4 separate regions of the Homo sapiens genome follow, and regions 2, 3 and 4 are each linked to region 1. A link is a contact called in ENCODE Hi-C or POLR2A ChIA-PET data. All regions are on one chromosome and are shown on one strand. Each heading gives the region's core, a stretch centred on a gene start or an enhancer-like site at or near the end of the contact. The rest is flanking DNA. Distances are from core to core; before and after follow the strand shown.

Region 1 (7,480 bases), core at 3,649-6,148:
TGGGACCACAGGGGTGAGCCACCATGCCTGGCTAATTTGTTAATTTTTGTAGAGATGGGGTCTCCCTATGTTGCCGAGGCTGGTCTCAAACTACTGGGCTTAAGTGATCCTCCTGCCTTAGCTTCCCAGAGCGCTGGGATTAAAGGCATGAGCTGCTGTGCCTGGTCAATCCTTTTTACATGTTTGAGGAAAAATAAATGTCCTGTTTTCAGGCTAAGATCAAGTAATAATCCTCATGTGTTAGGAAGCATGTGACATGGATTTTTGCAGCAGAGGGTTAGAAAGGAACTTTCTTTATATACTTGGCCCCCTGCATTTCAGGGCTCCACCGCCATCTGTCTGTCTGAGTGTAAAGTGGACCTTATTGGCATCTGGGCTGCCAAACTGCTTTTTTTCCTTTGCTTTGCCCAGCCTTCTCTTGAAGGCTAAATTCTTGAAAAATTATATTCTTTGTGTTCCTATAGTAAATATTAAGCTTTATATCAACACATATGGCAGGATCTGAGGCTCTTTACTCACCTCTGGTCCATTTCTCTAGTCTTTTCTCTGTAGTCTTTTTGTTTTCCTGTCCTCCATCTCCTAATTTATTAGTTTTATTATTATATTTTATATTATTTTTTTGAGACAGAGTTTTGCTCTTGTTGCCCAGGCTGGAGTGCAATGGCGCGATCTTGGCTCACTGCAATCCCTGCCTCATGGGTTCAAGTGATTTGTCTGCCACAGCCTCCTGAGTAGCTGAAATTACAGGCACGCACCACCATACCTGGCTAATTTTTGTATTTTTAGTAGAAACGGGGTTTCACCATGTTAGCCAGGCTGATATTGAATTCCTGACCTCAATTGATCCGACTGCCTCGGCCTCCGGAAGTGCTGGGATTACAGGTGAGCCACAGTGCCTGGCAGTTTGTTTTATTTTGGTTGAACAGTTACAAGTCTTGGTTTGTTTTCCTGCAGCAACAGGTTTATCTTGATATGATACAGCGTTATTTAAATTCCTTTTCATTTTCCTGCCTTTGTCTTCACATGCTAGTTTTTTTCAGTTGTTTCTTTTTTCTTCTTCCTTTTCTTTTTTTTTTTTTTTGAGAGATAGTCTTGCTGTGTTGTCCAGGTTGCAGTACAGTGGTGCGATCTGGGCTCACTGCAACCTCTGCCTCCTGGGTTCAAGTGATTCTCTCACCTCAGCCTCCGGAGTAGCTGGGATTACAGGTGCCCACCACCACGCCTGGCTAATTTTTGTATTTTTAGTAGAGACAGCGTTTCACCATGTTGGCCAGGCTGGTCTTGAACTCCTGACCTCAATTGATCTGCCTGCCTTGGTCTCCCAAAGTGCTGATTACAGGTGTGATCCACCGTGCCTAGCCTGTTTAGTTGTTTCTAAGAAGGGAGATATTGGTTTTGATTGACATAGTTCATCCACTTATTTACCAAACACTTGCGAAGTGCCTACTATATGCTGCCTCCGAATAGGCAGGTTCGTCCACAATAGCACAAGGCTCCTGCCACTTGTCTTCAAGGACAAAGAGACATCCAGACAAACAAATGTAATAAACAAATGGGACATGATTGTAGCAGAGGCAGATGCATGGTGGAGGGAAAGTAATTTTGTCTGGGGAGTTGAGAAAAGCTGTCACTTGAGCTAGATCTTGAATGAATAGGAACTCATGAGGTTGAGTGGACAAACAGGAAGGGCCAACAGCAGAGGTATGGCATGTACAAGATGCAGAGCTCTGCCTGAAAAAGCCTGGTGTGTTGTGAGTCTGGCAGGTGTTTGAAGGCTGATGTGGCTGGAGGCTAGTGCCTGTGAAGCAGGTGGTGGCTGATAAGATTGGAGAGGCAAGCTGTTATCCTCTTTATGCATGCAGAAGGAATTGACTTCAGGCTGGGCACAGTGGCTCATGCCTGTAATCCCAGCACTTTGGGAGGCTGAGGCGGGCAGATCACCTGAAGTTAGGAGTTCAAGACCAGCCTGGCCAACATGGTGAAACCCTGTCTCTCCTAAAAATACAAAATTAGCCGGGTGTGGCGGTGCACGCCTCCTATAATCTCAACTACTGGGGAGGCTCAGGAAGAAGAATCGCTTGAACCTGAGAGGCACAGGTTGCAGTGAGCTGAGATCGCGCCACTGCACTCCATGCTGGGTGACAGTGTGAGACCCTGTCTCAAAAAAAAAAAAACAAAAAACAAAAGGAATTGACTTCAGCCATTTGGAGCCATGAGGATCTGTGAGTGAGATACTGTGTCATGTTGGACCATCTCAAAGACAGCTTCTGACCCCACAGTTCTCAACCTTGTTCTTACTTATTTTTAGAGACAGGGTCTCGCTCTGTCTCCTAGGCTGGTATGCAGTGGTGCCACCATGGCTCACTGCAGCCTCACAAACTCCTGGACTCAAGTGATCCTCCTGCTTTTGCTTCCCTTGAGTGTTGGCATCTCATGGGACTCCAGGGGCACATCACCAATTACAGATGATAATTTTTTTTTTTTTTGAGACGGAGTCTTGCTCTGTATCCCAGGCTGGAGTGCAGTGGCGCGATTTTGGCTCACTGCAAGCTCCGCCTCCCAGGTTCACGTCATTCTCCTGCCTCAGCCTCCTAAGTAGCTGGGACTACAGGCACCCGCCACCACGCCTGGCTGATTTTTTTTTTTTTTTTTTGCATTTTTAGTAGAGACGGGGTTTCACTGTGTTAGCCAGGATGGTCTCGGTCTCCTGACCTCTTGATCCACCTGCCTCGGCCTCCCAAAGTGCTGGTATTACAGGTGTGAGACACCACGCCTGGCCTTTTTTTTTCTTTTTTGAGACAGAGTCTCACTCTGTCACCCAGGCTGGAGTGCAGCCGCGCAATCTTGGCTCACTGCAACCTCTGCCTCTCGGGTTCAAGCGATTCTCATGCCTCACCCCTCCAAGTCTGGGACTACAGGCGTGTGCTACTATGTCCAGTTAATTTTTGTATTTTTAGTAGAGATGGGGTTTCACCATGTTGGCCAGGCTGGTCACGAACTCCTGACCTCAAGTTATCCGCCACCCTCAGCCTCCCAAAGTGCTGGGATTACAGGTGTCAGCCACCACACCTGGCCTGTTAGTTTTTTTGAGGCAGAGTCTTGCTCTATCACCCAGACTGGAGTGCAGTGGCCCATTCTTGGCTCACTGCAACCTCTACCTCCTGGGTTCAAGCGATTCTCATGCCACAGCATGAGAAGTGGGATTACAGGGATTAGTAGGTGGGATTACAGGTGTGAGCCACCACACCCAGCCAGGCCCAGATAATTTTAAAATTTATTTTTTTATTTATTTAGAAATGGAGTCTCACTATGTTGCCCCGTCTGGTCTTAAACTCCTGGCCTCAAGGAATCCTCCCTCCTTGGCCTCCTAAAGGGCTAGGTGACAGGCATGAGTCACACTGCGCCCAGCCTTGAGCTTTTGTGCTCGAGATATAGTCCATTCAGAACCTCTGGTTGGCACTTCTTATCTGGCACATGCAGGGCACCTTGGATCTCTTATTATCTTTGAGCACTGGTCTGAACCCACTTGCTTGCCTTCTCCCAGGGGCTGCCCCGTGCACCCCTTGTTCCTAGGGTGGGGATGGGGTTGGATGCCTGGGGTTGCAGAGGGGACTAGCAGAGGGTGACCCTTTTCTCTATGCTATTACTTCAGATCTTGGCTTTTGCTTTCTTCCAAATACACAGCAATCTTGGCTTCCAGCCTAGGTGGGAAAGGGAGAAAGAACCGATTTCCTCCAGCTCCTCTCTGAAAGTAGCCCAACTGGCACTGTTTAGGAACAAGGAGTTCCTGAGAGTGTTGGCACCCCACGGTGTTGATGTCCGGTAGTTCCCTGCTGTGAACCCTGTCTCTGCCCCACTTCAATCCAAGGACCCTGTGGAGGGAATTCTAGGCTTCTTCAAAGCCTCTGCAGTACCAGCTGCCTCCAAGGCCTAACATAGTGAAGTGATAGGGAGACAGGACCTTGGGGGAGTTTGGGGATAACTGTGGGAGTTCCTGCAAGGTGGGTAAGAGTCTGGCCATGGCATCTTCTGGTCTATTCCACAAAAAAGGTGGATGCCTCTGAGACCTAGCTCTGTTATGTTCATTACAGCCCTATCAGTCTCTTCTGGATGTCTGATTCCTAGCTGCCAAACATCCAGGTGCTAGCAGCTGGGGGTGGGGTAGGATAAGAAGGGGGGTGTCTACCTCAACCTTCCTGCCCAAACCATTCATTTTAAAGTACTGTGAAGAAGGCTGGATTAGTGTTAAATTCAATAAAGTTAACAAAGCAAAGTATTGTAGTGAGTACACAATAAATAGTTGCTGCATGAGGAATTTCTTGAAATGAATTCAAGATGAGTCTTGAAAAACGAGTGGGAGTAAGCCGTGCACGGAAGCAGAGGTCTAGCAGAGGTCTAGCGCCAAGTCCCAGAGGCCTGAGAGGGCAAGCCTTGGTGGGGGAAAAGGCAGAAGTTGTGACTGGCTGCCTCTGAGAGTGCAAGTAGCCATGCAAAGTTGGGAAAACCAGACGGCGGCCGGAGCCGTGAACCAGGGGCAAATGGAGGATGGTGTTGGGGTAGTCACTAGCCTGCCGGAATGGAAGAAGAGGGGCGTTTGGGGGCGGTAAGGCCTAAAGGACACTGGAGGGGCCTCGGGATTTGGGGCAGGATCACAGGCCTAGTCCACTTAAAGGTGGCTCCGTGCCAGGCCTTCCCAGAATCAGGTTGAAAAGAACTTTAGGGTTAGACAGGTTGGAGATGAGAAATTGGACCATGCAGGAAGTACTGTCGGAGGCGTGTTCCTGACTTTACTACCCTGAGCCGCCCACGGCTGGGGCAGTCCCCGAGGTTCCACCTTAAGGGGCGGGCCGGGGCGGGGCTCCGCTGCCCCTTCCCAGAGGCCGCGCCTGCTGCTGAGCAGATGCAGTAGCCGAAACTGCGCGGAGGCACAGAGGCCGGGGAGAGCGTTCTGGGTCCGAGGGTCCAGGTAGGGGTTGAGCCACCATCTGACCGCAAGCTGCGTCGTGTCGCCGGTTCTGCAGGCACCATGAGCCAGGACACCGAGGTGGATATGAAGGAGGTGGAGCTGAATGAGTTAGAGCCCGAGAAGCAGCCGATGAACGCGGCGTCTGGGGCGGCCATGTCCCTGGCGGGAGCCGAGAAGAATGGTCTGGTGAAGATCAAGGTGGCGGAAGACGAGGCGGAGGCGGCAGCCGCGGCTAAGTTCACGGGCCTGTCCAAGGAGGAGCTGCTGAAGGTGGCAGGCAGCCCCGGCTGGGTACGCACCCGCTGGGCACTGCTGCTGCTCTTCTGGCTCGGCTGGCTCGGCATGCTTGCTGGTGCCGTGGTCATAATCGTGCGAGCGCCGCGTTGTCGCGAGCTACCGGCGCAGAAGTGGTGGCACACGGGCGCCCTCTACCGCATCGGCGACCTTCAGGCCTTCCAGGGCCACGGCGCGGGCAACCTGGCGGGTGAGTGCAGCGCGCCCCCGTCCCGGGTACCTCCGGTTGAATCTGGTGGCTTGCACCGACCCCCTCCCCTGTCCCCAGACGGATCTAGATGGTTCTTCCCTCCATCCCGTACCGACGACTGTTCCCCCTTCCCCCACCCCCTCCCCGGCACATTGTCCTTCCCTCCTTTCTTTGAAGAAAGCCGACCCGCCCCTCACTCCGTCACGAGGGTGGGTGACTCAGCGTCCTCCTTCCCCGCGGCGCCAGAAGCCAGTTGCAACCGGTTTCTGAAGTAATGTGCAGGACTCCTTACATCAGCTCCTCTGAGTCTCGTGATTCAGCCTTGCCTCCCTCTCTCCCCCTTTGCCCCCTCCCCGTCCCACCCTTAGGCGCTGGGAGAAGGGAGGGTGGGGAGGTCAGGGGCCTCTCAGAGGGGCCTCACTTGTTAACCCAGCCCCCATTTCAGGTCTGAAGGGGCGTCTCGATTACCTGAGCTCTCTGAAGGTGAAGGGCCTTGTGCTGGGTCCAATTCACAAGAACCAGAAGGATGATGTCGCTCAGACTGACTTGCTGCAGATCGACCCCAATTTTGGCTCCAAGGAAGATTTTGACAGTCTCTTGCAATCGGCTAAAAAAAAGAGTGGGTATCCTGGGGTTCCCAAGGAAACAGCTAGAAAGGACTTGGCCAGAGGAAAAGTAGGCTAGAACTTTTGTCTGGTTTCCTGCTAACTGGCTCTGAGTTTTCCTAGGGCAGGTAGAGGGGAGATTTGTTAGTCTTCAGCCTAAAATGGATTTGTCCAGTCGTCTGGGGGCTTTCTACTTGGCTGTGGAATCTTGAGCAGGTCATTTAACTTCTGGGCTTCAGTGCCCTTATTTGCAAAATATAGATATTTACTAAACCAGTGGTTTTAAACTTGTAAAACAGTAGGTTTTTTTGGGGGGGGGGAATCCCAAATATTGTTTTACGACTCGATATAGACACATGTTTAAAAAGGTTCACTTTGGGAGTGGGGAACACAGGGGCCACTTCTCTGCACTATAAACTTTCTGCCTTCCAATATCTTTTTTTTTTTTTGAGATGGAGTCTCACTCTTGTCACCCAGGCTGCAGTGCAGTGGAACGATCTCAGCTTACTGCAGCCTCCTCCCCCAGGGTTCAAGCGATTCTCGTGCCTCAGCCTCCTGAGTAGCTGGTACTACAGCCGTGTGCCACCACACCCAGATAATTTTTTTATTTTTAGTAGAGACAATTTTCAACATGTTGACCGGTCTGGTTTTGAACTCGCCTGGCCTGCCTTCCCATATCTTAAGGCCCTTCCTTGCTCACATCTGTTTCAATGGAATGAATTTTGCCCGGGTTCAAATTCAAGCTTTTGTACCAAGTAATACATAGGAAACACTCAGTGACTTGCATTTGTGATTTCCTTATTTTCCCTTAACTCATAGACTGTCTCATGATTGCGTCTTCCTCCGTTGTTTTAGGCATCCGTGTCATTCTGGACCTTACTCCCAACTACCGGGGTGAGAACTCGTGGTTCTCCACTCAGGTTGACACTGTGGCCACCAAGGTGAAGGTGAGTGTTGGAGCTGATGGCTGGTGGAAGTCAGATGCTGGGGCTGGGACAGTCCTTTCACAGCAAGCCCTGTAGACCCAGCCTGACTCCAGCTGAGGGTCCCTTTGCTCCTTAGGACCAAGGAGGAATGCCTCCTCCTATAGCCAAAGGATAGGCCAATAGCACACCTGTTTTTCTTGTTCCTTTTCTGACCTCTTATTTTTCTTATTTCCTTGACTCTGAGGATGAGACAGTGCCAGGAAGGGACCTTCTCAGAAGTCAGTCTGGAAGTTTGATTTTTCTTTCTTTTGGGAGAGGAAGCCCTTTCTCTGTGAGAATCCTGTCCTGACTGGTTTCCCAGTTCTTGTTTGATGTGTTTGGAATAGAGCCCAGTCTGAAATTATAAGCACTGGGGTACTCCTATGTGTCTGGGACTCTATGCCAAGTATTTTATAGATGTTTTCTAATTCTCTGTATAACCATACAAGGTATATAATTT
Region 2 (7,480 bases), core at 3,390-5,889, 6.0 Mb after region 1:
TGACCTCATGTTCCGCCCATCGTGGCCTCCAGAAGTGCTGGGATTACAGGCGTGAGCCACTGCGCTTAGCTGACAGTTTCTCCAGGGCATCAGAACACAGCGTTAGGAAAGCTGTCTGTGGTGACTCAATGTGACCTGATGACCACAGGACCCCCTGAGTGAGCCAGGGCTGGTGGGCGAAGCAGACATCACTGCAGAGAGCTAGCAGCTTGCTGTGGGGAGAGAATAGGGACGTGGTCTCGGGTCCAGATGTCCTCAGCCACAGTAGCAGCATGAAGGAAGGTGCATTGAGGGGGGACCCAAATGCTCCTCTGCTCCCTGCCTCCCTCACAGGAACTTCCCATAACACAAACAGGAATAACAGTGCCCCTCGTCAGGCGGTTATGGCAATCCAGAGTGGAAAAAGGGTGCTTCGGGCAGGGCGAGGGGGCTTATGCCTGTAATCCCAGTGCTTTGGGAGGCTGAGGTGGGAGGATCGCTTGAGGCCAAGAGTGCACTATGATTGCGCCACGGCACTCCAGCCTGGACAACAGAGCAAGACCTTGTCACTAAAGAAAAAAAAAGAAAGGATGTCTCAAATGTTCTGTCATTCCTTCAACACATATCTGAATGTCTGCTCTGGGCCACTGAAATAATGAGGAAGGTGAATGTAAGGGTGAGTTAGGAAGAAGTAGCAGCACTTAGCCCCGGCTGCATGTGGGGGCTTAGGGAACAGGAAGAATGCAGGCTGGCTCTCCGGCTCCTGGGCTGGGTACCACAAACCACCCGCATCAGGAGTATGAAGCCTTCCTTTCTTAACATAAAGGACTTGGTGTCCAATGCCTAACCTATATCCCTCAGGAAGCAGAGCGGTACCCACCCTACTGCCCAACCCTCCAAGGTGACGGTGACCCTCCTGCACACCCTGGAGAGGGCACGCCTCACTCAGCAGCATGATTTCTTTCACTGTTAACTTCCAAAGACGTTCCTGGACCGAAGAACAATCCTCACCAAAAAAAAGGCAAAGGCAGACACTTCTGAGGCCGTCAAGATACCCAAATAGGGTAGCTGGCCTCAGCCCAGGGCCTGCTGGAGATCCAACCTTCACCTGACATTTGGATGGGGTAAAAGTTGAAATTTACACAAGGTAACAAATATTTGAAGCTAGCAAGCAGAAAAAAGTCCTTACTTGTGTTAAGCAATCAATTTGTTTAAAAAACATATCCTGTACATGTCGTCAAAGAAACTGGTAATAGTGGTGGCATCTGGAGAGGGGAACCAAGTGAGAAGGACTCTACTCTGTATCTGCACCTTTTTAAAAAAAAAAAAAAAAAAACAGAGACAGGGTCTGGCTGTCACCGAGGCTGGAGCGCAGTGGTGCAATCATAGCTCACTGCAGTCTCCACCTCCTGGGCTGAAGCCATCCTCCCACCTCAGCCTCCTGAGTAGCTGGGACCACAGATGCACTCCACCAGGCCCTACTAATTGTTTGTAGAGACAGGGGTCTGGCTCTGTTGCCCAGGTTGGTCTCGAATTCCTGGCCTCAAAGCAATCCTCCCACCTTGGCCTCCCAAAGCATTGAGATTACAGGCGTGAGCCACGGGGCCGGGCCCATCTGTGCCTCTTTAACTTTGCATCGTATGCTTATATCGCTTATTTGTAAAAACAAAACAAAACAAAAGTCTTCACAAGAAAAGCTCAAGACTGGCAGAAGACAAGTGAGGCCTCTTTAAAGTGTGTTGGAGAGATTCTCGAGAGATTCTCTCCAACACACTTTAAACAAACAATCTCGAACAGCCATTTTAATTCTTAAAGCACCAATTCTTCCGGAATTCAAGTTCAGGCTTCCACCAGCAACAGAATTCTGGCCTGCCAATAATAACCATGCAGAGTGACTAAACATTTTTTCCAACAAAGGAAAAAATGCAAACGATCAAAGTGCAGAAGCAGCCCTTGGCCCGCGCAGGCTCCGGTTTCCGCCTCCCGCCGCCGCTGCCACCGCCCCTGCGCCTTTAGATTTCGGGCAGCAAGTTTAATTGCTCGCTTGGAAAGCGTCCTCGGAAGGGCACCGCCAGCAACTGCGGCTTCGCGCCCCGCCCCTTCCCCCAAGCCCCGGGCGGCGTCACGTGACGGCTGAGAAAAGTAGGGGAAAGGTCAGCAGCAGCCCCGCCCCCAGGCTGGCGCGTCCCAGGCGCTCGGATCCTGTTCCACCCGCCGTGCCCACAGAGACCTTCCGGAGCGAGTTGGCGCGCGTCCCTGTGGCCACCCCAGCGACAGCGGGAGAAATGCAACGCACCTCTCCGTGGGAAGGTCGAGCCCTGCGGTGCCCAGCTGTGGGGACAGCTCGGTGCTCAGTGCTTCTGATGACAGATGCTGCATCCAACGAGCCAGAAACGCAGGCACCGCGCTCAAGAGCCCAGGGCGCGTCTAAAAGGGGCTCACTGTGAAGCCTCAGTGAAAACTGACGGTGTTTTTATGAATGAGCACTCGGGGCCAGGGTTGGGTAAGGGCAGGCCCTCGTTCCAGGGCTCCCCGGAGGCCCAACTTGACCGCTCGGTGACCACTGGTCCGGGGCCGGGGCCAAACGCAGCAGCCGCAGCAGTATCGGAAGGGACCCAGTTTAATTCTCTTCCCCTCCAGGGTAGGCGGCTTGTTTTTAGTACCAACTCGAAACGTTATTTTGGCCTGTGCATGATGCCAACTTCTGCCACTTTGAAACAAAGTGTGTGCACTCCCAAACCTGGCCCTTTTTATTGTTTGATTCCAACTGTTAAGATAGGGTTCAAGTGCAAGGTCTAGGCTAGCAATGCTTCACAGGAAGGAAACCAGTAATTTACATGCGAAAAGCAGTCCACAGGCTCTTGGTATTGAGGCAAAACCAATCCAAAGAACCAGCTGCGAATGCTGATAGTCCCCAGACCAACTGACAGCTGGATGTTCGCTGGCCTCAGCGGTGTGCATTCTCAGCGACACTTATGTCCTCAATTTATTGCTACGTTCACTCGGTCAGAGTCGCCTTAAAGAATTTGGAAAGGCCCGGGGGTGGGGGTGCTTCCTGGCATAAATAGAAGACCAGTGCTCAGCCATTTTTTATTCACTTGGTTTGTGGCTTAGAATGAAATAAACATGCTTGCATATCTGGAATGACCAGAAACCGGACACCTGTGGAAGAAAATGGTGTAACAAAATACAACGTTGCAAAAGGTAAAACCGATTTTCATTTTATTCGGTAACTTACAAAGTTACCAGCTTCCTACTAAAATCTGCCCTTAAATATTTTATAACACACGGAGCCGAGAGGAACCGAAAGCCTGTGCCGAGTTGGGAATATTAACTTTGTTATGTATTTAACCTGGTAGGTAGTTGGGATTTTTAACTCTCTGAGTTGTTTTCTTTTTTTAAAGTAAGATCGGCCCTCATCTTTGAGTTCTGCGGCTTTAACGAAAGCCAAGGGCGGATTTACATTATAAAGACGCTGACCCATGGCCTCTCCTGACAAACCGAAAGAAGCCGGCTGTTGGCTGGCCGCGGCGGTGGCTCCGAGAAGGGGCTGCCCCGCGTGGCCCTGACCGCACCGTCGGGCTCGCAGGCCAAGTTCGCCAGGGCACGGCCACGTGACACCCCCACCCTCCCGCGGCCCCGCCGCTCCCAGCCCGGCACGACCTTGGGCACATGCTCCGCGCCCACCCGCCCTTGACCCAGCGCTGCACGGGAGAGGCTGCGGGGCGCTCCCAAGCAGGCACTGGGCCCGGCACCCTCATCCTGCTCACGGCAGCGCTCGGACCGCGCCTGGAGTCCCTGCGCCAAGGGCGTGTCCCGACGGCTGCACCGCGAGGGCGGGCATGGGGAGGGGGACCGGGGAGACGGACGCTGGGATGGGGTCAGCGGCGCCCTGCCGAATCCCGAGGGCCGAGCACCCCTCCCTCAGCCGCACTGCACCTGCCCGTAGGTGACCAACCCACGGGCGGACCCCCAGACCCAATCCTCTCCAGAGCCAGGGTGGGATGGGCAGGGACAGGAGCCGGAGGCCCTACTGGCCCCGGGCGAAGGCATCCTGGAAAGCATCCAGAGCGTCCAGCATCCCTCCCGCGGCCACCCGCAGGCTGACCGACCCCTGGGCAGACCCTCAGACTCAATCCAGTCCAGGGCGGATTAAGGAGTGGGAGACAAGGGAGCCGGTGGCCCCGCTGGCCCCGGGCCGGAGGCGTCCAGCCAAGTCCGGAGGGCCGAGCATCCCTCCCGCGGCCGCACGGGACCCGCCTGCGGATGGACCGACCCCCGGTGGACCCTCAGACCCAATCCCCTGGGGAACATGGGGAGCCCCGGCCTCTTTCTGGGTTCAGGATCTCCACAACCCCGCCGTCCGGGGGGAATACCGGGGTTCCTCTCGGCGCCCCGGTTCCGGCGGCGTCCCCCACCCGGTCCGGTTCCCGGCAGCCCCGCGCCCCGCCCGTCCCCGGCCCCCGCAGCCCGCAGGGCCGCCCCGCCACCCTCCCCACCGCGGGCGACCGGGCCTCACCGAGTCAGCTACGGAGGTGCGGCAGCGGCAGCGGCAGCGGCGGCGGCGGCGGCGGCGGTGGAGTGAACGAGCGGCGAGCGGGAGCCGGGGAAGGAGGGCCGCGGGCGAGGCCGAGCGCACCCGACGCCGGCAGCAGCGGATTGGCTGAGGCGGGTCCGGCTGCGGCGCCTGCAGGCGGGTGACTCCCGGCGCGCGGAGGGCGGGCCCGGGGCCTCGGCGGGGCGGGGCGTCCGCGGGGCTAGGAGGGGAGGGAAACTGAGGCTCGAGCGGGTGCTCGCGTCCTCGACCTCTGCCGGAATGGGGTCTAGGACGAGATTCCTCACCCTCCGAGCCTCAGTTTCCTCATCCGTAAAACGAGCCATCTCGTGGAGGCCGTGCGCATAAAATCGCTTAGCTCCGTGCCTGGCTGATCCTCGCGACTTATCTATCGGCATTGCCCCGTGTAATGCTCCAGGCACCCCCTGATGGTATTCACCCCTGACTCTTTCATGCAGACAAGGGTCGCGGGCCAGGAAATAAGTTACCCCACATCACCGAGCTGAGAAGCAACCGATCCACAGGGAGTGGTGGGGCGCGCCTGTAATCCCAGCTACTCGGGAGGCGGGAAGTCGCTTGAAGCCAGGAGTTCGAGGCCAGCCTGGGCAACGTAGCGAGACCCCGTCTCTAAAAAAAAAAGCGCGGGGAAGTGATAGATCGGACATTGGGTCCAGATCTGATTCCACAGCCCATGCCCCAAATCAGACCTTATACCACGAGTGGCAGTCATCGCGATCCAGAGGCAGCGTGGCTCCTCCTCATCTAGCTAGGATAAAAATGCCTCACTTGGGGGGCTTTGGTGAGATTTACTAAAATAATTCTTCCAGCGTCAAGAACATAATAGGTGCTGGGAGAGGAGTAGCTGGAGGCCAGGGCAGAGCGACCGAGAGACCCTTGTGCTGGAGCTCGGGAGAGGGGCCGGGAGCGGGAACTGAACATCCACCGGTCCCAGGAGTCTAGGGCGAGCGCAGCTGCAGGGGACCCAGGGGGTTGAGGGGGAGGGAGAGGGGCCCCAAGCGTAACAGGAGGGCCAAGGGGGTCTTCCTGACCGGGAGCCACCCCTCCCCTATCTTTGCCCGCAATGCTTCCAGGCGCGAGCTGGCGGCTCTGCATACAGCAGGTGCTCCATAAATGCACCGATGTTATGAACAAAGACTCTTTTAAACCTCTTTTATGAACCCTGCTCTTTTTAAGTTCGACCACTTCTTCTAGTTATGAAAAAATCCATGTTTGCAACCATCCTTCTTTCTGTATCATTTAGTTGTTACCGCAGAAGAATTTAGAAGAGAAAATGAAAGTTCTCCTTTGATCCCGCCCCCCACCACCGCTGCAGTTAACTCTCCCTGCGGTTCCCGGGCTCGCTGTTTTAAAGGAAGGCTAGGATGCAAGCTGTCTGTAAGGCTGTTTTGTTTTCACTTGGCTTACGTCGTAGACAGGTCTCTGCTGGGGGACGGAGATGACCACCGGCCTTCCCAAGGCTGCATAAGATTTCCTTTGACTATGCTGTGATCCATTTACGCGGCCCCCATTGGACAATTAGGGCCTCCTCCCCGCCCCCCACCCCACCATTGCAGGTATAAATAAAAGCTGCGTTGGCCGTCGATGTACCTCCTGGAGCTCCTGATTATCCTGTAGGATAGATCCCTGGAGGGGAAGCAACCAGGCACGTGCGACATTTTGGTGACACAGGCCAAGCTACCATGCCGAAAAGTTTACCAACTTCCACTGCCACCCGCGCGTGCAAGCGGGGCCCTGTCTCCGATTATGGATTATTTTAATCTTTGCCAATCCTAAAAGGAGGGGTGGGGGAGGGAAGAATCTCTCATCTCTCCTTTTAATTTGCATTTCTTTGAGGTTAGAAGTTGGGGGTTTGTCCCCCTGCTTGCGCTTGTCTGGACCACCAGTGAGCCCAGGCACTCGACCCCCGCAGATTTCACCGCCCCAAGAGGCCAGTGGGCTGGGCCAGGGCACACGTTCCTGACGCGCGGCTGCACCCCACGAGCCCGGGCGGCTCTCGCGCGTGAGGCTCTCCTTGCACGTGGGCCTTCGCGGTTTGCACTACGGAAGCTGGACTGTCATTCTCACCGCAAATGCCCTTCCCTCCTTTCCCTGGAACCTCAGCCACCGACAGGTCCCCGCTCCAAGGTCATTTCCTCCCTCGCTCAGCGCCCCGGTGCGCGCCCAGCTGGGATTGGCCCCGCGCCCTGTCTGTTCCCAGGGCTCTTCGGCCTTGACCGTGCGCCCTTCCCTGCGCGCCGCCTAGGTGCCACCTGCAGGCCGGGCGGGGCAGGGACAGGGACCCAGTCTGTGGGGACGCCGAGGCGCCACGCTCACCTGTGCCATGGTGGCCGGGCTCTCGGCAGCTGCAACGAGCCCGCGCCGGCCTGCAACTGCAGCCGCACTGGGGAGGCCTTATTCCCCTCCCGCCGACCACGCTGCAGCTCTCCTGCCCGGGTCTGCGGCTCCCGCGGCTGCGTAGCTGAGTCTATTAATAAAGAAGCAGAGAACGAGGCCTCCCGGGGAGCTCCGGGCCTGAGCCTCAGTTCCCTGGGGCCAAAAACGTCTCCATGTCTGCCTCTGAAACTAGAGTAATCTTTCTCAAGCCTTGTTTTTTACAGATTCTGCCCCAGTTTGAATACTGTAGCAATTGCCTACCATAGCTACAAGAAAAATTTTCTTTTTAATGCAGGTAATGTTTTTATTTACCGCTAAGATTTCTCTTTTTACTCAAAAAATACTTTTTTATGGAAAAATCCAAACCTTTTTATTCATTCGTTCATTCATTCATTCATTTTTGAAACAGGATCTCTCTCTGTTGCCCATGCTGCAGGGCAGTAGCAAAATGACAGCTCACTGCAGTGTTGACATCCTAGGCTCAAGCAATCCTCCTACCCCAGCTTCCTGAGTAGCTGGGACCACAGGCAAGTCCCGCCATGCCTGGCTAAT
Region 3 (7,480 bases), core at 2,341-4,840, 5.3 Mb after region 1:
CTTTCCTAAACTCAAAGTGCTACTAAGTGGTAAGGGTGGGTCTAAAACCTTCATCTTTAAACTGCAGTCTGGGGTTTACTCCAGTGCTTGAGCCACGTGTACCACCTAGAGGTTTATCACCAGCAAATGATCCCCGGATCTAGGTACTGTTTTCTTTCCCCCTTTTTTTTTTTTTTTAAGAGACGGAGTCTTGCTCTGTCGCCCAGGCTGGAGTGCAGTGGAGCCATCTCTGCTCACTGCAACCTCCAACTCCCGGGTTCACACCATTCTCCTGCCTCAACCTCCGGAGTAGCTGGGACTACAGGCTAATTTTTGTATTTTTAGTAGAGACGGGGTTTCACCGTGTTAGCCAAGATGATCTCAATTCCTGACCTCGTGATCCACCCGCCTCGGCCTCCCAAAGTGCTGGGATTACAGGCGTGAGCCACCGTACCCGGCCGGTACTGTTTTCTTTAGTGTGCTATTACAACAGACAAACTAAGACAGCTTATAGAAATGCAACTGGCATTGTAGGAGTCATACAGGCCCCCAATCAAGCTTTGGGGGGGGGGACACTGATACCCTAGTCTCTCAATTCTAAAACCCAACTGATTAACTATCTCATAATGACATTTCAAAAAAAGGAGGTAAAACTACATGAAACATGCAGATGAACTAAGGTGATTAGAGAGATGTCAAAATATGATTAAAATAATTATTAGGAGAAAATAGGATGGCAGTGAAGTGTAAAAGATGAAGCATTAATACAATTTTGGATTGGAAGTGACCTCAGAGTCGTTTTGTAGACGGAGTCTAGGCCCTATCAATGACTTATACAAACAGTGATAGAGCAGAGAATGGAATAAGAATTGATTCTTATTCCATGGTCCTTCAACTATTCCTAAAATTACACTTCTATACAGCAGTCATCATTTGACATACGGCCCTAGAAGATGGCCTGGTGTTCAAGTCTGTCTCATTCGGAGACCGGCTAGCCCCAAATCAACCCCATCCAGACACATAATGGATCACCCCCTGCATTTACTTAACATGCAGTATTGTAGCTAACAGGGTGATGGAGCGGAGGGAGGACACATGGTCCCTATCGTCAAAAGTGTGAGGAAGATTCTTAACCATCAGAGCGTTCTAAGGCTGACATAGTCGGGGAACTCCTGACCACGGAGAAGGATTTTGCCAATGGAGAGATTTGCCAATGTAAAGCTCATACATGGTACACAGAAACACGAAATAATGGGACCACGGCGATTTATCTGAAAGGATTTGCTCTGTAAGCCATGGGAAGGGCATTCCTGTGGACAGGGAGCTGCTTAGATGCCACACACACAAATCTCTTTATCACACAACCTGGCCACGAACCCAGGCCCTATAAACCCACAAACTGATAATCAGGTAAAGGAAAATCAGATTCAACCTCCTTTTTAAATAACCCAAGAGAAAAATCACCAACATCCCCCACCCACTAAATTCTCTGCTGAAAGACACGCAGACACCGGGACACTTCCTTCACACGCGTCTCTCCCTGTCAGAGTCCGCTACCCTCCATCCACCTCCACCTTCCCCACTACTGTCCCCTGGCATTTGCTGCGAGAATAAAAAGTTCACTGCATGAGCAGTTCAGGGTGTTTGGGAAAGCAGATGAAAATAAAGGCGCGAGAGCACTTGGAAATGATCATGGATAAAGAATCAAGCCCTACCCTACTCTCTTATTGAAGAAATATCTACCATATTCCCTTCACTCTCCAGCTCAGTTTTTAAAATATAATTATGTTTGTAAACAACATTAAAGTGGATTTATTTTGAAAAACTAATACAAACTATTAAGCTTGACAACTTGGAGATTAATAAATTAACCCATTCATTAAGGGTCTATGAGCACCTACTCTGTACCTGCCCGTGGGCGGACGAGATAACAAGAGACTCAAAAACTCACGAGTAACCACCCCAACGGCTGTGTGTGTGAAGGTTTCACCAGGAAGCAACATTCTCACGGGGCCTTTCTGAAGGACAAGAGTGTACGGGGTGGAGAAAAGGGGTGGAGGAATGCCGGGCAGGGCACGGCCGACAGGGACCAGGTATGGGAAGCTATTGGAGCCAGAGCTTGGGAGAGGGACCAGAATGTCGAATGTTTAGAGATTACAAAGTGAAAAATGGGCTGGAGTTCCCACACAAGCCGGGATTAGAGCGTTTGTGGACTCTAACCTGGGAATATAAGGCGCTCCAAGAGGGACAGGGCCACACCTCTGGTTCAAATTGCTAAACCTTCAGATACACAATAAATCTGTATTTACAGCAAGCGGCAATTTATGTATTTCAACATGCACACATTATCTGTAATTATTTCAGGTAAAAATGGTTTCCTCCTCTTTTGAAAATACTTCTTTTTACTACTAATTATCAATATTATAGGCGTGTTCTCAATATTAAAGACTAAAGGAAAAAAGTTATAGCTGGCAACTGCTTCCTCTAAAGATCCTACACAGCAAAGTTCAGACCTGTATGGCCATCCTCAACTACACTTTATATCAAACTGGTTTAAATCGAAAAAGGTCCACATCACAAAGAACCACAATCAATCAAATTAATTCACCTGCCCTCTATTCTAAGGAAAACTCCCCCCACTCCAGGTAAATTTCATTTGGCAAATTCTTAAAAATTAACTTCAAAGAACACATGTTCACCTCCCCAGTATTCCGAAAGTTCCACCACTTAATAAATCGTTAAGTTACTGTTCCAGACCCGGGTCCAATAAACCCAAATAGACTGAATTTCTCAGCACCCAACTTGTTTCTATCTTAATCCAGCAAGTTGCATCGAGTTGTCATTGTTCCTCCTTCCAAGGCGGAGGTGACAACGGTGCACATCATCCGCGAATACGTGGAAGGACAGACACACACCAGGGGACGCAGGGAGAGCGGATAAAGCACAAAGGGGACGCAGCGGCCGCGGGGTCGCCGGGCCACGGCCAGGGGCGCCGTCGGGGAGGAGGGTGGGCTGCAGGACGAGCTCGGGAGGGCTCCGAAATGCGCTCGGGCCAAAACAAAAACAAAAAGTTCAGCGCGGCAGTGGGAGCAGATTGGGCGAGACGGTTCACGGCTGCCCATTGGAGAAAAGGGAAAACAGAGTCCCCCAATCGCGAGCGGCGGGGCTGCTCCCCTCGTGCGGCCGCGGGCCCGGCCCCGACGCTGCCCGGCGGCCGCTACCGCTCCCTTCCGGCCGCGGCCACCACTGCAGGCCCCGCGCCGGCCCCGCACCGGCCCGGCCGCAGCCCCGCCCCCCGCGCCCGGCCGCTTGCGCCCGGCCCCGGCCCCACCCGCCCTGGCCCCGGAGCCCTGCGACCGGCCTGGGCCCGCGGTCCCCCACGTCCCTGCCCGCCCCGTCACCGAGGCCGCCCCCCGCACACCCTCGCCGGCGCCCGCCCCTCCCCCGACTCACCGCCTGCGCCGCCCCGCTCCTCCTCGGGGCGCGTCCCAGGCCCCGCTGCCCGGCCGCTGCGATGCGGGGCCGCGCCGCCGGGCCCCGCGTCCCAGTCCCCCCCAGAAAATTAATCACCAAAAATAATTCCAGAGAAAAATGGAGAGTAAAATCCAAGATGGCGGCGCGGGCCGCAGCACCGCTCGCTCCCTCCGCTGACGGGAAAAATGAGTCCCCGCAGCGTCCGAGCCCCCCGCCCCCAACCGGCCGCCGCCGCCGCCGTCGCGCCCCCCGCGCCCCCGGCCTCGGCTCGCTGCGCCCCCGGCGCCCGCCCCCGCGCCCCGCCACCCGGGGCCTCACCTCGCCTCGCGCACGGCCGCCCGTACGAAAACCGTCCGCCGGCTTCAGGACTCCGCGTCCCAGGTCCGTGCGCCGCGCGGTGCCGCCTCCGGTTCCCGGGCGTCCTCACCTCATCGCCCCGCTGCCCTGCCGCCCGCACCGCCGCCGCGTCGCCGCCCCCGGTGAGCCGCCTGGACCCCGCCCGGGCACGGTGGAAGGATACGAAAAGAAGGCCGCGGCCTCGACGGCGGAGGGACACCGTGCGGCGCAGCTGCCACAGTGTGCGCGCGCCTCCCGCCAGGCCCAGCCGCCGCGGCGCTTCCACGGGGCTCTGTGCGGGACGCGGGCACGCGCGGGGAGCGAGTTCTGTGCCGGGCGCTCCCGACGGCGGAGGGACAAAGGGCGATTCAGAGCGAGCCGTCGCCTCCCCTCGTGGCGGAGGGATTCGCGGCCGGCCGGTAGGCGGCTGGGATCCCTCCGCCCTCGCTGCCCTTTAAATCGCGGCTGAGGCGGCGTCGCCCGCGCCCCGCGGGCGCCACGTTAGGGTCCCCTGCGGCCCTTACGCGACCGCATTCCGGTCCCGGTCCCCGCGGGACCGCGGCAGCTGTCCCGGGCCCTGGGTCTTTGCACACCTGCCCCTACCAGGGACGGCTCTAGAGCCAGCCTCTCGGACTGCAGCCCTGGGGAAGGGGACCCCCCCCCCTCCCGCCGCGCGTCCCAGTTGCTCCGAGGGAGGTGGCCCCGGGCAGACGAGCGTTTTTGTTGTGGGAATGGGGGTCACTGGCAGCAGATGCACCCTAAGACCGTGTGGGCAGGCTGAGCGTTCCTGCGCGGAGCATGCGAGGGAGGAGGAGAGCGGGCGCGCCTTGGCCTGGCCCCCCGCGGGCCCCGCCGCCCCCAGCACCCACTATGTGCCCCGCGCCGTGCTCCGCTCCACTCCGGGTGTGCCCTGCGCGCTGGCCGTGCGATCCCTCCTCGGGGATCCCGGGCTGGCGGGGAGATCCTGAGGGACCGGGCCGCCTGCGAGCCGGGGAGCTGCGAAGCTTGCCTGGGCATCGATCTTGTAGTCCAGACAACAGAACGATGAGCGCGCTCCCGGCCCCTGCGGGGCTGCCCAGGGTCTCCGCGCATCCTCCCTCTCACGCGTCAGGACGACCCCCGGAGGTGGGGGCCATGTGGGTGCCACTTTACACCTAGGGAAACTGAGGCACAGGGAGTTCCGTGACCTCTATGACAACTAGTCAGGGCTTGAGCCAGAGCCCTCTTTCAGCATTCGGGTGAAAAATGCAGAATAAATCAGGAAGCGGGTGCGGAGGACCTCCAAGAAGTTGAGGTTGGCATAGGCGTGCACATGCCTGGAACTTGGTGCCGGCAGGTGCCCAAGGAAGCGCAGACCTGGAGTGTGAATTGGAGCGTGTTGGGGAAAGGGGGTGCCTAGGATATGGGCGGGTAGTGGGACCAGCCAGTGTCAAAGCCCTGGGAGGGGAGAGAGGCTGCCCTTGCCACAGAGAGGAGGCGGGCAGGGCAGGCAGCTCAGTCAGATGCCAGGAAGAGCCGCAGCCTGCCTTAGTTTTCCCCTGCGGCTCCAGGGCCATCATCCTCCACAAAGGATGATGAATCGAGGCTGTGGACGACCACCCAACACAAGAACTGGACTAAGTCCAAGTAACACTGACGCACAGCGCCTCCCTCGTTTGCCCTCATTCTCGACCTTGACTTTGGCTGGTAGACATGATGCTCATTACCGCCTTCCACAGAGGGAAACTGAGGCACGGTGACTCGCTGAGGGCACATGGCTGACGGAGGCAGAAGCGGGTCTCATCTTCAAAACAGAGCTCCTCCCACTGCCTTCACCTGCCCTATCAGCAGCTTCCTCCTTTTGGAGGCCGATTCGGGTGTGGGCGGTGGGCACAGCCCAAGCACTTCTCCTGTCTGCCCTTTCACTAAAAGCAGCGTCATCTGTGGCAGCAGAATCCACTCTGCCACGTTCGTCTTTGCAGACGCAACTAACAAATGATTGCTTTGGTGTTCTTGGTTTCTGGTTTATCAGAAACTTTCCAAGATTTTCGTAGTGCCTGGCTCCAAATACTCAACTTGCACCCCAGAAACACTGAGCCTGCCTTTGCCACCCACCACCACCGAATGCCTATGGGAGGCGAGCTCACTAGGGGAATACCATCTGCCTCTAAGTCGACCTTGGTCTCAGGTCCCAAGTCCAGCTATGCCTGAGCAGCCCTCCAGAGCCCCCAAAGCCGATGTCCTGCCCACTCCCAGCTTTCCAGAGCCCACCCCAGCATAGAGGTGCTCTCCATGTGCCCTTCAGGGTGAACGCCAAATCCTGAGTCCTGTGAAGCCCCCATACTTCCAAGATGCAGACACTTCCATGTGTTCACTGCCTGATGCCAAGTCAAGTGTTCTGGACATTTCCTTGCAAGGCTGGGCCCACAGCCTGGCAGGGATACAGATGAGCAAACCCAAGCCCAGCCTGCTCCCAGGCCCCCAGTTCTGTGTGCATTCCTCCCTCAATCCCCCTACGTTGCCAGCTGCTCTTCCAGCCTCAGCTGAGAGGCCCAGGGTGGGCCAGGGCTCCTGGCAGAGCTGAATTGGGGTTCAGGACCTTGGTGGAGCCATGCAGGGGGCTTGAGGCCTTTGGGGGTCCCCACTCAGGGAAGCCAGGGCTAGGCTGGGCTGAGAGCACAGCCCAGGAGAGCCCTTCCTAGGGAGACTCCCACAGGAGAGGCCAGTTGGAGGCTCCTCCTGCCAGCTGGCAGGGGAGGGAGAGCAGGAAGTAGGCAGCCAGGCACCTGCCCAGTCCTGTGTGTCAGGAGCCTTTGGCATTTACACTGGGAGAGCTCTAGGCACCCCAAAGTGGAAGAGCTGAGCCACAGAGGCTGGGGGGCCTCCCCAGCCTGGCCGGACCAAAAGGGATTAACAGCTCTAAAGAAAGACCGAGTCAGCGGAAGGGGCCCGGCTGGCCCCGGAAGCACCGTGAGGCTGGCCAGGAGTGCCAGCCTAGCCCGGAGCTGGCCTAGGAGTGGCACGCTTGCCAGGGCACTGACTGAGGCCATGGAGTCTATTTTGGTCTCTCTAGCAGGTCTGGCTCTGGTGTGTCCAGGGGCACTCCAGCCTAGTGCCACCCACCCTGCTATGCTCTCTCGCTCCCTTTCCTCGAGTGCCAGGTTCACTCAGTGACAGGATGGCAGGGATTCACTTGCTTTGATCCTGTGCTTACTGGGATGGCCCACAGGTCACGTTGACCCCAGAATTCCAGGCTGGAGGCAGGTTGCTTTTCATTGTAAAGCGATATGTTGGCTTTCGTGCTCCGCACATGCGTCTGCCCCAGTCCCCACCCCGCCCGGAAGCTAGGACTCCTCTGATGGGAGCAGGTGTCTGAAACCGGAGGGAGAGTGGGGCGTACCCGGCTTTCCCAGTGGCCCCTCTGGGCGGCTGGCGGGTTTCCTGGTCACATTCCTGAGCACCACTACCCCCGGCACCATTCTTGCTTTCCACCTGCCCCTCCACTGCCACTGTCCTTGAATAGAAGAAGAAACAGCCACTGAAGCCGGGCGTGGTGGCTCACGCCTGTAATCCCAGCGCTTTGGGAGGCCAAGGTGGGCATATCACCTGAGCTCAGGAGTTTGAGAACAATCTGGCCAACATGGTGAAACCCCGTCTCTACTAAAAATACAAAAATAACTGGACGTGGTGGCGCATGCCTGTAATCCCAGCT
Region 4 (2,889 bases), core at 64-2,563, 5.1 Mb after region 1:
AGGACTTCCCCAATCCACGCAGGAATCCCCGCAGGCATCCACGCAGGAATCACCTGATGAAGGGCCAGGGTCAGGTGTGGGCCACCATCCCAAGACCTCCCTTCTCTCTAGGGCCAGCCCCTCTCCTCTGAGCACCTGCTGACCAGCCCAAAGCCCTCTCCACTCCTCAGCTTGAACTCCCCCAGGGTCTCCCTGTGGCCCACAGGTCCTTTGGAGGCTCGGGCATCTGCATGCAAATCCCAAACCACTGTCCCCTTTGCACACACTGAGCCTGCCCTTGTCCTCGTCCTGGTCTACCATGCGTGTCCTCCCTCTGCACGGGCATGGGACATGCCCTCTGCCTCCTTCCTGTCCTGGCCTGCCCAACTCCTACCTACCCTCAGCGCAGATCCTCCCAACACACACATGCAGGCAGCCTCGGGGCCTCTGCGGGTCCCTCTACCACAGCATTCCCGGGGAAAGGCCCGGCGTGGTGGCTCACGCCTGTAATCCCAGCACTTTGGCAGGCCGAGGCAGGAGGATCGCCTGAGTCCAGGAGTTCCAGACCAGCCTGGGCAACATGGCGAGACCCCGTCTCTACAAAAAATACAAAAATTAGCCGAGCCTGGTGGTGGCAGGCGACTGTGGTTCCAGCTGCTCGGGAGGCTGAGAAGTGAGGATCACCCGAGCCTGGGAGGTCGAGGCTGCAGTGAGCCGAGATCGCACCACTGCATTCCAGCCTGAGCCACAGAGCCAGATTGTCTCAAAAAAAGAAAAAAAAAAAAAAAAAAAAAAAAATTCGCTGGTAGGAAACATAGGCTGGTTGAGTACGGGAGTCATACAGATCAGGTGGATCAGGCGGCCGCACACCGCAGCTCTACGGCCCGGGAACGTTACTAAATACTCCCATGCCTCAGCTTCCCGCCTTAACGTGGTAACACGTTACTGTAGTTTCTCCACGCAGAGCTGCTGTGAGGATTAAAAGAGGCCGCGTGAGTTGAGCATCTCGTCGCCATTACCGTCATCACACGCCCCCCACCCAACCCGGCGGGCCCACCCTCTGCACCCACGGCGAAAGCACTCTTTCTAAACCACGCCCCGGATGTCCCGCCTCCAGCGGCTCGGAGGTCTTCACTTATTGGCCTCCCCAAACCAACATGGCGGCCCCCTACAAACTTCAAGCGCCGGTCTCTCCTAGCCAATCAAAAGAAAGATATTTCTGAATCCCGCCTCTTTCAGCAGCCTTGCTGGCCAATCAGACCACACCATGAAGCATCAATACAGAAAAGGGGGAACCCGCTGGCCCAATGGCAGCGTCCTACAGTGTAGCCTCCGCCTCCCGATTGACTGGCCTGCTTGGCAAGGCAAGTAGCGGCGGCGCTTCAAGGTGGGTGTTCACGTTTTGGCCGTGAAAGTCGGGCTTGGGCAGCGTGGCGTCGGGGGCGAGTGTGGTGTCCCCGTTGGCGCCGCCAGCTCTGCGCCTGGGCTTCCCCTCGGCTCACTCAGGATCCGCGGCCTCCGTGTCCTTCAGGTGCAGCGGGGAGCCGGCTCTCAGGGCGCATGCGCCGCCCGCTCTGCGCCACCGGCCTAGTTAGGGTCGGAGATCACTGGGAAGGTGGGGAAGGTGCTGGGTTGGGTCCCTGGAACTGCAGTCAGTGATCCAAAGGAGTGGGCCTGTTAGGGGGTTCACAGGTCGTGGGATGAGCTCTTATGAGCGCCGGCTAAGTGCCGGGCTCTGGGGTGCCCTTGGCATGTACGGGCTCCCCTAATTCCCAAGACCAACCGCCCCCAACCCACTTCATAGGTGAGAAGACGGAGGTCAGGTCACATCATCTGCCCAAGGTCACGCGGCAGGCTGGGGGACAGTTCCAGGAGGGCCTTGAAGCTGGGGAAAGGAATGTGGTACCGAGGACTGTTCAGGCCTTGAAGAGTTTCCAGCAGGGCAGGGCTGGGTTCCGATCCTCGGCCCACCTCCTTATCGTGTGACTTCCGACAAGTCACTTTTTTATCTTTTTTTTGAGACAAGGTCTCACTCTGTCGCCCAGGTTGGAGGGCAGTGGTGCAGTCTGGGCTCACTGCAACTTCTGCCTCCTGGGTTCAAGCGATTCTCCTACCTCAACCTCCCGAGTAGCTGGGATTATAAGTGCCCACCACCACACCTGGCTAATTTCTGTATTTTTTGGTAGGGACGGGGTTCCACCATGTTAGCCAGGCTGGTCTCAAACTCCTGACCTCAGGTGATCCACCTGCCTCAGCCTCCCAAAGTGCTGGGATTACAGGCGTGAGCCACCACACCCAGCCCTAGCGAGTCACTCAACAAACTGAGTCCCAGCGCCTTATTTGTGCCTCCCTCGTGGAGTCCTTGTAAGGATAGGATGGCAGCGCTTTCCACCCCTGGGCACGGTTCCTGGGGGAGGAGAGCTAACAAAGTTCGCTCTCAGTGCATGCTGGCGGGGGCTGGTAATGTTGTTTTTGGTTAGATTTGGGGAGGATGAAGGGAGGAGCAGAAAGGTGGGAAACAGGATCTCTGGGAGGGAGAAAGGAAGGATGGATTTAAAAGGTTTCTTAGGTGAGGCAGAACTTGGGGTCCACAGAAACTGAATTGTAGCTCAGCCAAGCTGAATCAGATGGAAAGCTGGGAGGCGCTGGGAACAGGAAAGCCATCTGTGCCTCTGACAGCAATGGGGTGCGAGTAGAGGGCAAAGTGACACATGTCAGTGGAGACTTGGGATCCTTGCGGTGCCAGTCTCAGAAGAGGATGGTTCTTGGGCACACCCCACCCTCCATCCCTTTTTATGCCACCAGATGCGCTGCCTGACCACGCCTATGCTGCTGCGGGCCCTGGCCCAGGCTGCACGTGCAGGTAGGACCAAAGAAGCCTTTGCTGGGGGTAGGGGAGTCCAGTCTCCT

What was found. Hi-C counts contacts between places; a loop is a spot of excess contacts on that map. ChIA-PET counts read pairs that join two places held with the same protein, here RNA polymerase II (POLR2A). Pooled maps may share reads with other maps.
Region 2: a loop to region 1 is called in a map of CD4-positive, alpha-beta memory T cell, with 24 times the contacts of the local background. The contact joins the promoter of CPT1A here to the promoter of SLC3A2 in region 1. A Hi-C loop is called at or near these places in 1 of 168 maps with a recorded cell type or tissue (CD4-positive, alpha-beta memory T cell) and 4 of 50 pooled maps.
Region 3: a loop to region 1 is called in a pooled map, with 2.6 times the contacts of the local background. The contact joins the promoter of KMT5B here to the promoter of SLC3A2 in region 1. A Hi-C loop is called at or near these places in 2 of 50 pooled maps. POLR2A ChIA-PET finds 5 or more read pairs at or near these places in 2 of 52 experiments (OCI-LY7 and WTC11).
Region 4: a pooled map shows a loop between it and region 1 (6-fold over the local background). The contact joins the promoter of NDUFS8 here to the promoter of SLC3A2 in region 1. A Hi-C loop is called at or near these places in 5 of 50 pooled maps. POLR2A ChIA-PET finds 5 or more read pairs at or near these places in 2 of 52 experiments (activated CD8-positive, alpha-beta memory T cell and activated naive CD8-positive, alpha-beta T cell).

What each region holds. Positions count from the first base shown.
Region 1 is chr11:62,875,998-62,883,477 of GRCh38, forward strand. It overlaps SLC3A2 (solute carrier family 3 member 2), which reads left to right and starts at 4,899. Exons shown (of 9, transcript NM_001013251.3): 1 at 4,899-5,450; 2 at 5,896-6,069; 3 at 6,911-7,002. The coding sequence starts at 5,027. RefSeq lists enhancers at 4,221-4,270, 4,640-5,531, 4,921-5,190, 5,175-6,374, 5,611-5,890.
Region 2 is chr11:68,837,277-68,844,756 of GRCh38, forward strand. It overlaps CPT1A (carnitine palmitoyltransferase 1A), which reads right to left and starts at 4,640. Exons shown (of 19, transcript NM_001876.4): 1 at 4,499-4,640. RefSeq lists silencers at 3,479-3,758, 3,809-3,908, 4,169-4,248, 4,459-4,508, 4,529-4,888 and 1 more and enhancers at 2,666-2,825, 5,034-5,559, 6,282-6,421, 6,462-6,671.
Region 3 is chr11:68,209,706-68,217,185 of GRCh38, forward strand. It overlaps KMT5B (lysine methyltransferase 5B), which reads right to left and starts at 3,591. Exons shown (of 11, transcript NM_017635.5): 1 at 3,433-3,591. RefSeq lists silencers at 2,828-3,297, 3,883-4,322, 4,433-4,572, 5,757-6,051 and an enhancer at 4,269-4,971.
Region 4 is chr11:68,029,368-68,032,256 of GRCh38, forward strand. NDUFS8 (NADH:ubiquinone oxidoreductase core subunit S8) reads left to right here and starts at 1,314. Exons shown (of 7, transcript NM_002496.4): 1 at 1,314-1,366; 2 at 2,785-2,842. The coding sequence starts at 2,785. It overlaps GLTC1 (glycolysis associated regulator of LDHA post-transcriptional modification 1), which reads right to left and starts at 1,067. Exons shown (of 4, transcript NR_197583.1): 1 at 926-1,067; 2 at 1-53. RefSeq lists enhancers at 1,055-1,349, 1,341-1,520.